Linked DNA regions of Homo sapiens: region 1 is linked to region 2. Evidence: chromatin contacts called from ENCODE Hi-C data. All regions are on one chromosome and are shown on one strand. Each heading gives the region's core, a stretch centred on a gene start or an enhancer-like site at or near the end of the contact. The rest is flanking DNA. Distances are from core to core; before and after follow the strand shown.

Evidence for each region. Hi-C counts contacts between places; a loop is a spot of excess contacts on that map. Pooled maps may share reads with other maps.
Region 1: a pooled map shows a loop between it and region 2 (3-fold over the local background). The contact joins two enhancer-like sites. A Hi-C loop is called at or near these places in 1 of 37 single-sample maps with no recorded cell type and 3 of 50 pooled maps.

What each region holds. Positions count from the first base shown.
Region 1 is chr12:108,296,076-108,301,339 of GRCh38, reverse strand. The region is part of intron 2 of CMKLR1 (chemerin chemokine-like receptor 1); the gene reads left to right. Among named protein-coding and RNA genes, the nearest start is that of CMKLR1, 41 kb to the left of the region's middle. Within about 2 kb of position 3,244, at least 3 of the 41 ENCODE cell types and tissues checked have a DNase peak (open chromatin) inside an H3K27ac peak, as active enhancers do.
Region 2 is chr12:108,615,689-108,620,985 of GRCh38, reverse strand. No RefSeq gene overlaps it. Among named protein-coding and RNA genes, the nearest start is that of SELPLG, 16 kb to the left of the region's middle. RefSeq lists enhancers at 2,605-2,654, 3,235-3,694. Within about 2 kb of position 3,870, at least 14 of the 41 ENCODE cell types and tissues checked have a DNase peak (open chromatin) inside an H3K27ac peak, as active enhancers do.

The DNA.
Region 1 (5,264 bases), core at 1,995-4,494, 320 kb after region 2:
CTTTGGGAGCCCAAAGTGGGTGGATCTATAAGGTCAGGAGATTGAGACCATCCTGGCTAACATGGTGAAACTCCATCTCTACTAAAAATACAAAAAGTTAGCTGGGCGTGGTGGGATGTGCCTGTAGTCCCAGCTACTCGGGAGGCTGAGGCAGGAGAATCACTTGAACCCGAGAGGCAGAGGCTGCAGTAAGCTGAGATCGCACCACTGCACTCCAGCCTGGCAACAGAGTGAGACTTCGTCTCAAAAAAAAAAAAAAAAAAAAAAAGACTTGGGTGGATGCTGATTGTGGTCAGAACCACCACTGACAACAACAATAGCAACATTGACTTTCTGCTCTACAGTGATGGAACGTGCTTTGTAGGGCTTTTTTCACCCCCTGAGCCTCTGTGTCCCTCCCTGTCTGAAAATGCGTATAATTGTGTCCCGACCCTGTAGGGTGATCATGAGGATTGGGCGAGATGGGATAAACTCCTTGGCTCATTGTCCAGCACAAAGGAAGTACTTTATTAATGATTAATGGTGAACTTTCTTATGCTAGGCAGTGCTGCAAATGCTTCACCAATGCCACTTATTCAATTCTCACAACAGCCCTAGGAGGTGGGTCCTTGGATTATCCCCATTGCACCAATATTGAAATGGAGGCTGTAGAGAGGGCTAAGTAATGTGCCCAGGGTCGCACAGCTCACAGGTCATGGAGCAATAGTCCAGCCCTGATGGATGGGAAGCAATATCCTGGGCCCTTAATCCCTTTGTTGTGTTGTTCTATGTTCTATGGCATCAACAATGTCACTGTTATTATTTCTAATATCCAGACAGATCCAGTGAGACAGAAAAACAAGCATTCATTCATTCATTCATTCATTCATTCATCAAACAATATTCTGGGTAATGCACTAGAGTTACGTAAGATATTACTATTGGGGAAATTAGGTGATAGGTACATGGAACTTCTCTGTACTACTTTTGCAATTGCTTGTGAGTCTGTAATTATTTCAAAATAGAGTTATAAAAGGAGTAAGGCAGAAGTGACCCCAATGTGATTTCTAAGCACTAACCCCCAAGGTTAGCTTGTAAAAGGCCGTGTTCCCTGGCGCACCTGCTCCTGGAGCCCAGGGCTGCCAGGCAACAAGCCCACTCTCCTGAAGCTGCCATGCTGTGAGTAAGCTCAAGCCACATGGCGCCCTGGTCCATAGTGTAAGAGAAACAAAACGAAACCGAACAAAGCCCAATATCCAGAGGACCTGTCTGGTGCCTGGATTCTGCTCCAGTCTGAGGAAATGGAGCTGAATAAGACCCAATTCTTGTCCTCAGATAACTTGTTATCTAATCAGATGCATATGCCAGCAATAATCACATAAATGCCATGTGCCCCACATGGGTGAGCAGGACGCTGTAGGAGCCAGAATGGGGAGTGTATTTGTTTTCCAGCGCTGCCATAACAAACTGTCACAAACTGAGTGGCTTAAAACAACAGGAATTTATTCTCTCATGGTTCTGGAGGCCAGAACTCTGAAATCAAGGGTCGTGCTCCCTCTGAAGGCTCCAGGGGAGGATACTTCCTTGCCTCTGCCAGCTTCTGGTGGCTCCAGATGTTCTTTGGCTTGGGGCAGCATCCCTCCTATCTCTGCCTCCATCCCCACATGGCCTTCTGTTCTGTGTCCATGTGAAATCTTCCCCCTGCTTTTCCTCTTATACGGTGACTGCAATCTGGGGCCTACTCTAATCCCGGATGATCTCATCATGAGATCCTTACCTTAATCTCAGCTGCAAAGACCCTTTTCCCAAACAAAGTAACACTGACAGGTTCTAGTGGATGCACCATTTGGGGGCAGGGGGTGGAATGCAGAGGGCATCCTTCCACTTACTACAGGAAGGAGAGGGGATGCTTCCTAGAAAGGATGCCTGAACCTGGTTGCTAGGGATGAGGTTGACTTAGGGAAGGAATTTAAAAGGGAGTAGAAACTCCTACACTGAAAAAAAAGTGATTTTGATTTTTAGAGACTGCCACCTAGCAAATGTGTTGGTCAAGAGAAGTTTCAGTTGTTCCAGTTCATGCCTCTCCCACAAAGCACAGCTCTCAGACCTCTGGGGCCTTGACCTTCTGGGTCTTTCTCTGACATTCTTGCCAAGACTGATGAGCTGGGAGGAGCACCTGGTGCAGGCATATGCAGGGCATCCCAGAGCCCAAAGTGTTCTCCAGACCGTCTGCTGCCCAGTCCTGACTCCAAACACAAATTCCTGTCACTTTAGCTATTCTAGTCCTGCACAGCATGCGGGGTGGGTATTGTTATCATCCTCATTTTGCAGATTGCACATCTGAGGCCCTGACAGGAGAAGCAGCTTGTTCAGGTGACACAGCAGGTCTCCTGCCGCCCACACGTGGACCTTGTGCTGCCATCTCCTCCCTGGCATTCCCTTCTGGAGCCCTCCTGGGACCGTCCCAGGGAATGGACCAGTATGACTGGCTTAGGGAGTTCTGACTCAGGGGGATAAGAGCGGAGTGGCTTTTGCCCTGGGGCCAAATCCAGTGTGAGTTCAGGGTCTCAGGCAGAATCTTGGTGCTGGGCCTGGAGAATGGGCTTCCCCTGGGTTCTCTGGGCAGCTGAGGGTGGAAAGGGAGGCAGACAGGTGTCAGGCCGGCCTGCCTCTATGGGCTGTGATGAATGATGTGGTCTCTGGTGAGTAACCCCCGTGTGTGTGTCCCAGACCTCAGCTAGATTGTCCTGAAAACTGGGAGGGTAAATTCCCTGAGGGGCTAGGAAAAGTGGAGCAACAAGGAGGGTGTCCCTGTAGGGTGGAGCTGGACGGCCTGGTGTATCAGGAAAGGTGTGAACAGACATCGGTAAATGTGTTCTCCTTTCCAGTAAGCAGTGTGGTGAAGAGCAAGACTCATAGTCAGAGCAAACCCAGATGTGGATCTGTCACTGGCTGAACTCTGTGACATTAGCATCACTTCCTCCCTTTACAATGGGAGTGATAGCAGTACCACTCCTGGAGGTTGTTGGAGATGCATGAGCTGATGCAATGAAAGTGCTTGATACAGTGTTTGGACTCTTATGTGCACCCAATCAATTATTAGTTATTACAAGGAAGTAAAACCAATATAAAGTATAATTCGATGTAGACATAAGGACCAAGCAAAACCAGTGCAGAAACCTGCAGACTAGAGGTTTTTGTGCCTTTGACCAACAAACATGACTCTGAGCTTCCTTGTGGTCACATCAAAAAGGGAAATGTGATCAGTTGTAGAACATGGATGATCAAGAACGAGAAAGCAACCCAGTTCCTCAAGAGAAGCAACATTGTTCCTTACCCTGAATCCTCCAGAGTATTTCTCACTGAGCACAGAGCTTCATAAAGGGTATCCCAAGGGAGTCAGGGAGCAACATCATTGACTAGGAATTACATAGCATTGCAGGTGTGATTTTCATGTGGTAACTGACTGCAGAGGCCTTGAGGAGGAGATGAAGGGAAATCTATGAAGGTGGCTCAGAGAAGGCAGCTCTGTGGCAGGACCAGGAATGTGACAAAGGTTTGGGCTATCAGGATTGAAGGTTGAGGCTTACGGAGGTCAGAGTGGTTGGGATGAGAGCTGATAATCCCTCAGGGAAACAGGAGGAACCCAACAGCCTTTTCACTTGGGATCCTTGGAAGTCAGATTCTGGAGTCAGAGCTCCCTGCTGTGTGGCCTCAGGCAAGTGTATCCACCTCTCTGAACCTCAGTTTTCTCATCTGCAAATAGGAGTTATTTTTACAGGGCTATTATGGAGTCTTGCAAAGCACATACAGTGAGAGATCAAGCAAACGTTAACTATATGTATGTACATATTATGTACACTGGACCCTTGAACAAGTCAGGGGTTAGGGGAGCCAACTCACTGTACAGTCAAAAATCCACATATAACTTTTGACTCCCCCAAAATTTAACTACTGACAGCCTCCTGTTGACCAGAAGTCTTGTTAATAACATATGCAGCCAATTGACACGTATTTTTTTATGTTATATGTATTATATTCTGTACTCATACAATCAAGTAAGCTAGAGAAAAAGAAAATGTTATTAAGAAAATCATAAGGAAGAGAGAATATATTTACTATTTATTAAGTGGAAGTGGGTCACCACAAAGGTCTTCATCCTCATTGTTTTCATGTTGAGTAGGCTGAGGAACAGGAAGAGGAGGGGTTGGTTTTGCTGTCTCAGGGGTGGCAGAGGCAGAAGAAAATTCACAAATAAGTGGACCCACGCAGTTAAAACCTGTATTGTTCAAGGGTCAGCGGTATATATAGTGACGCATATTTTTTTCATAAGCTTCCTGGTTGTGGAGGATTTAAGGAATTTGGGTAACTAGAATTTTACAGCTCTTTATAATTCACAATTGGCAAAGGCTTCATTGTCATTTCACATGATTCTCCCAACAACACGAGGAAGGTGTTCTTACCCCCACTTGAGAGGAGAGGACATTGGAGCTTAGAGAAGCAAAATCCTTACCTGTGTCCCTCTTTTTTTTTTTTTGAAGACAGTCTCACCCTGTGGTCCAGGCTGGAGTGCAATGGCCTGATCTTGGCTCACTGCAACCTCCGCTCCTGGGTTCAAGCAATTCCCCTGCCTCAGCCTCCTGAGTAGCTGGGATTACAGGCACGTGTTGCCATGCCTGGCTAATTTTTGTATTTTTAGTAGAGACCGGGTTTCACCATGTTGCCCAGGCTGGTCTCAAACTCCTGGCCTCAAGTAATCCTCCCACCTCAGCCACCTGAAGTGCTGGGATTACAGGCATGAGCCACCGTGCCTGGCCTCTGTGTCCCTTTCTGACCTGCCCTTGATCCCACAGCTGGAGAGACAAGTGGCCAGGAACTCACTGGTCCTCTGGCTTCCTAGCCTCATCCCACCTTCCCAGGCAAAGACCATTTTAGAAGGGAGTTAAGAGTGGAAGCCTGAGAAATAATAACAATGCCAATAACAACAATATAGTGCTTACCCCATAAGGGGACCTGTTCCAAGCACTTAATCCTCACAACCATCTTCTTATGAGGCAGGAGCTATTATTATCAAGCCCATTTTACAGATAAGACAACTGAGTTGCAAAGAAGGTAACTGACTTGCCCAAGGTCACAGGGGAGTTCCTGCAGATCCAGGATGTGGATGCAGGCAGTCTGGCTGGGCCCAAGAGTCTGCTCTTCCGCTTGGTTTGGTAGCAGAAATGTGCTCAGGACAGGAGGGATGTGTGTTAGGACAGAGCAGAGGCTCAAAGCAAACCTGTGAC
Region 2 (5,297 bases), core at 2,621-5,120:
CACCACGCCCAGCTAATTTTGTATTTTTAGTAGAGATGGTGTTTCTCTATGTTGGTCAGGCTGGTCTTGAACTCCCGACCTCAGGTGATTCTCCCGCCTTGGCCTCCCAAAGTGCTGGGATTACAGGTGTGAGCCACCACGCCCGGCCCAGAACTGGATTTTAAAAGGAAGTGCACAGATGGGCCTAGGAGAGGACTCAGGGGCCTGACTGATTAAAGCTTGGCCAAGCACAGAATCTTTCCCACTCTCCAGAAGCTCACCCTGACCTCTCCTTTTCACTCAGGCCCTGTCTCTCATTAACAGCCAGTAGCTTATTGGTGATCCTAGATGCAGCCTGCAACCTTTTGTACAACTCACAGAAGCACTGATTTGCTGTCAAATGGTGGAAAAGTTCAAGCTGCCAAACTTTTTCTTAAAGGACCAAACAGTGAATACTGTAGGCCTTAACTGTTGCAACACCATAGCCTCTGTTGCAACAACTCAACTCTGTCCTTGTAGTACAAAAGCAGCCACTGACAATATGTCCATAAATGAATGCGCATGGTTGTGTTCTAATAAAACTTTATTTACAAACGGGCGGCAGGCTCATTTCAGCTCCGTCAGTTTGCTGACGCCTGATTTTAAGCATAGGGTGACCAGTCGTCCCAGTTTGCCCGGAACTTTCTTGATTTTAGCACTGAAAGTCCCATATTCCGTGAAACTCAGCCCCAGTAAACCAGGTTGGCCCTGCTATTTAAGCAACACTTGCATTATCCCATTCAAAACTCACACTACCTTGTGGGGGTCAGGTCACCGCCCAGTGGATCCACCTTGCCTGCTGCCTAGACAGAGCCGATTTATCAAGACAGGGGAATTGCAAGGGAGACAGAGTAATTCATGCAGAGCAGGCTGTACAGGAGACGGGGATCAGAGTTTTTAACGACAATTTGGCGGGTAAGGACTTGGGAAGTTGGGAGTGCTGATTGGTCAGGTTGGAGATACAGTCATAGGGGGTTGCAGTGAGGTTTTCTTCATGTCTTCTGTTCCCGGCTGCGATGGCAGAACTGGTTGAGCCAGAATACCAGCCTAGGTGGTGTCAACTGATCCATCCAGTGCGGGGTCTGCAAAATATCTCACGTAGTGCTCTGAGGTTTTACAATACTGATGTTATCCACAGGAGCAATTTGGGGAGGCTTAGACTCTTGGAGCCAGAGGCTGCATGACCCCTAAACCATAATTTCGAATCTTGTAGCTAATTTGTTAGTCCTGCAAAGGCAGATCGGTCCCCAGGCAAGAAGGGGGTCTTTTCGGGGGGAAGGGATATTATTAATTTTGTTTCAGAGTCAAAACACGAACTGAATTATTTCCCAAAGTTAGTTCAGCCTAACTTTGGGGAAGGAATGAACAAGGACAGCTTAAAGGCTAGAAGCAAGATGGAGTCTGTTCGGTCTGGTCTCTTCCACTGTCATCATTTCCTCAGTTATAATTTTTGCAAAGGCAGTTTCAGTCAGATTAGAAAACCAGGATTTGGAGAGTTCTTGCTCTTCTGCTCCCAAATACCTTCCAGTCATTTCCATAGAGAGAGAAAGAAGCTGCCGCTTAAACAGACTCTGTTCTACCTTCTAGGAGAGGAATAAAAGTCATCTCAGGGGATAGTCTTTATTTTTCTTCTTGAAAAATACCTCCGGCTGGGTGTGGTGGTTCACGCCTGTAATCCCAGCACTTTGGGAGACCGAGGCAGGAGGACGGCTTGAGCTCAGGAATTTGAGATCAGCCTGGGCAACATGGTGAAACCCCGTCTCTACAAAAAATACAAAAATTAGCCAGGTGCAGTGATGTGCGCCTGTAGTCCCAGCTACTCAGGAGGCTGAAGTGGGAGAATCACTTGAGCCTGGGAGGTAGAAGTTGCAGTGAGCCAAGGTCATGCCATTGCACTCCAGCCTTGGCAACAGCAGTGAAAAGCTGTCTCAAAAAAAAAAAAAAAAAAAAAGAAAAGAAAAGAAAAGGAAAAAGAAAAAAAATACCTTCAATGGCCTCTTTGGAAGTGAAGGACTTCTTTCCTTGCCCCCAATGGTTTATCCCGGAAAAGGGGAGTTCACAGAGAAGGTTGAGTCTGGCAGGGGTTGGCTGTGGCTTGGGAGAGAGGGGTTGGAGGAAAGAGACAAGGGAAAGGTAGGAAAGAGCCGTCAGGGGGAAAGGCCATGGGACAGCATCGGGGAGGAGTGGGGAGAGGGCCCACACATATTGGAAATGCAGTGTCTGTCTCCTCCCCTGAACTTCTGGAAGGATCAAATCTGATACACACAGGCAGGTGTGTTCAAAGTGTCCTGGGGGTGCTGATGGAAGAAGGTGGGAGTGTCTGCCATGGGCTGGGTCAGTTAACACCCGGGGTCGGCAGGCTGATGGGTCAGGAGAGACTGAGTCTACCTCCCCTTTGGGAGGGATCAGAAAAATCAGAGAAGGGGAGCTGAAGGCTCCACAGCAGGGGGCTGTGGACTCAGGCTGAAGGACCTCTGAGTTGTTCCCCAGGGATCTTGTCACCTCGTCTTCCTGGGAGCTTTCCCCTATTTCCTGACAGCTCCTGAGGATGCTGTGTAACCACAGATTTCCATTTGCGTTGGAAGAGGGCCACCTTCCCTTTACAGTTTTCTCTCTCTCCAAGGTGTGGGATTTCATTCAGGGTGGGCGAAGCCGGGTGCTTGAAGCGGCCACCAGGGGGCGCCCGCCGCCAGCTCTTAGAGCAGGTGGAAGCCTGCGTTTCCCTTGGGCCAGACTTGGAGATCATTTAGCCAGGAAGGAGCCCCAAAGCCAGTGGCGTGCTGTTAAGTGTTTAACAACTGGCTTCCAATGGGAAAAAGTCCTGATTTGTAGCATTTGCCAATGTCTTCCATGTAAATACTCCCACAGCCGATTTTGAGCTACCAACCATTATATAGTTGATGATACAATAGGTGTTAGTAACAAGGGCATCGATCATCGGATAATGTAGTACAATTATTAGGAATTGGTGAGTTTTGAGTACTGATGACCTTGGCTTTTAATATAATAGAATTTAATTTATTAAACAACTGACACAAAATTCTGAAAATTTTGTTGATTAGCTCTCACGGGCAGATATAGTCTGGCTCCTGCACACCCCTGTGCCCTCCCCTCCTGCCTGGGCCTCCCATGCCCTTGAGGACCACCAGCCTGAATCACCCCACTCATCCATTCAGCAAACACATCCTGAACACACACACAGCTGCAATATCCCCGTGAATCCCCTCAAACAGCTCTCACAGACGGTTCTAGTATTCTCCCCATTTTACAGAAGATGAAACTGAGGATGAGAGCTAGGTGAAGTCACCTGCCCCAGGTCATGAAGAGGATCTGAGATTGGAACCCAGACCTGAAAGCCAGGATCTTACCACTGTGTCACGCTGTCCTTGAGATCACAGCGGGGTTCTGGGGGAATCCCACGCCCCAAAACCTCAGCCCTGCTGACCTGCCCTGGGGCCTGGAAGTCCCCCATTAGTCACCCTCTGTGGCTCCTGGCTGCTGAGGGAAGGCGCTGTTCCTTGGGAGGGTAACCGAGTACAGCGCAGCCCTCTCATTGCAGAGAACACAACACAGCAGAGCTGGGGCCTAGGACTAAGAGGGATGGCCGGGGGCAAGCAGCTGGCCTTTACTGAGCACTTACTGCATACCTAGTGCCTTGTCAAACAGTTTGTCTGCATTATCTCATTTAGGACTCAACCTCATAATGTGGGTGCAATGATTGTTCCATTTTCTTGCCAGGGAAACCGAGGTTCAGAAAGCTGAACCACTTGCTCCAGCCGGTTGCACGGTTAGGAAACCACACTGTGCTGACTTCAGCTCTGCCAGCAGGGAAGGAAGGAGGGTAGACAGGAAATGGGGGGCGGGGGATGATGGGCTCAGTTTGTTCCAGGTCCCTTGTCTCTTACAGGCTGGGGCTGCCACCCTGGGGGTGGTTCATCCAGCAGCTGATCTGGCAGGGGCTCCCCAAATTCTTTCCCCAGATCCCATCCCTCTTTGCCACTCAACCAAGCCACCGATTACTATGGAATGTGCCAGGCACTGTGAGAGGCCCTGGGATGCCATGTGAGTAGGACAGGCCTGTAATCCCAGAACTGTGGAAGGCCAAGGTGGGCGGATAACTTGAGGCCAGGAGTTCGAGACCCCTTTGGGGCTCATGGTCTAGAGGGGGACAGATTGATCAAATAATCACCCAGGAAAAGATCAGATTATGTCAGATTATGGCTGGGCCCTGAGCCCAGAGGAGAGATGCTGGGAGCAATGGGGCCAGAGCTGGGGGGCATGGGTCAGGAAAATCATGGTTGAAACTTGAAGGACACAGAGTTATTGACTTGGGAGGGAAGGGATAGAGGGAAGAAAGTTCCAGGCAGTGGGAGCATCATGGGCACAGGAGTTTGCACTAGGGGAGCAGACAAGGTGGGGGCAGCTGGAAGGAGCCAGGGTGGCCGCATGGAGGAGGAAGAGGCTGTGTGAGGATGAGGAGAACCTGGACTAGAGCAGGGTGCAAAGAAGTTGTGGAATCGAGAGGTAATTGGGAAGAAAAGGGTAGGAGTTGCTGATGGGTTGGAAGTGAGGAAAAAGGAGGTTGAAATCTCAGGTTTCTGACTTGGGCAGCTATCCTGATGAGGGTGCCACGGGGTGGCTGGGAAAGCCATGGAAGGAGGTTGCAGGGCTGGTGGTAAGAGGAGTGTCCTGAGCTGGGGTTCAGCCAAGTTGGGTCTCAGGGCCTGCTCAACCTCCAGGTGGAGGTTCCAGGAAAGCTGTTGCAAAAGATGCTTGAGGTCATTAGCCATCAGGGAAATGCAAATTAAAGCCACAGTCAGATGCCACTTCACACCCTCCAGCAGGACTAGAATTAGAAAGACTGACAACACCCAGTGCTGGTGAGGATGTGGAGAAGCTAGAACACTCACATGTTGCTGGTGGGAATGCAAAATGATACAGCCACTTTGGAAACCAGTTGGGCAGTTTCTTATAAAGTTAGACGTGTACTCACCATGTACTCCCCATCCAAGCCAGAAATCCCATTCTTAGGTATCTCCCCAAGAGAATGAAAACAGATGTTCATACAAAGACTGCTACAAATGTGTACAGCAGCTTTGTTCATAAGATCCCCAAACTGAAAACAACCCAAATATCCATCAGCTGGTGAATGGATAAATAAACTGTGGTCCATCTGTGCAAGGAAATATTACTCTGAATAAACAGGAGTGAGGCACTGATTCTCATGCCAACATGGATGAATCTCAAAGACACCATGCTGACTGAAAGAAGCTAGACAC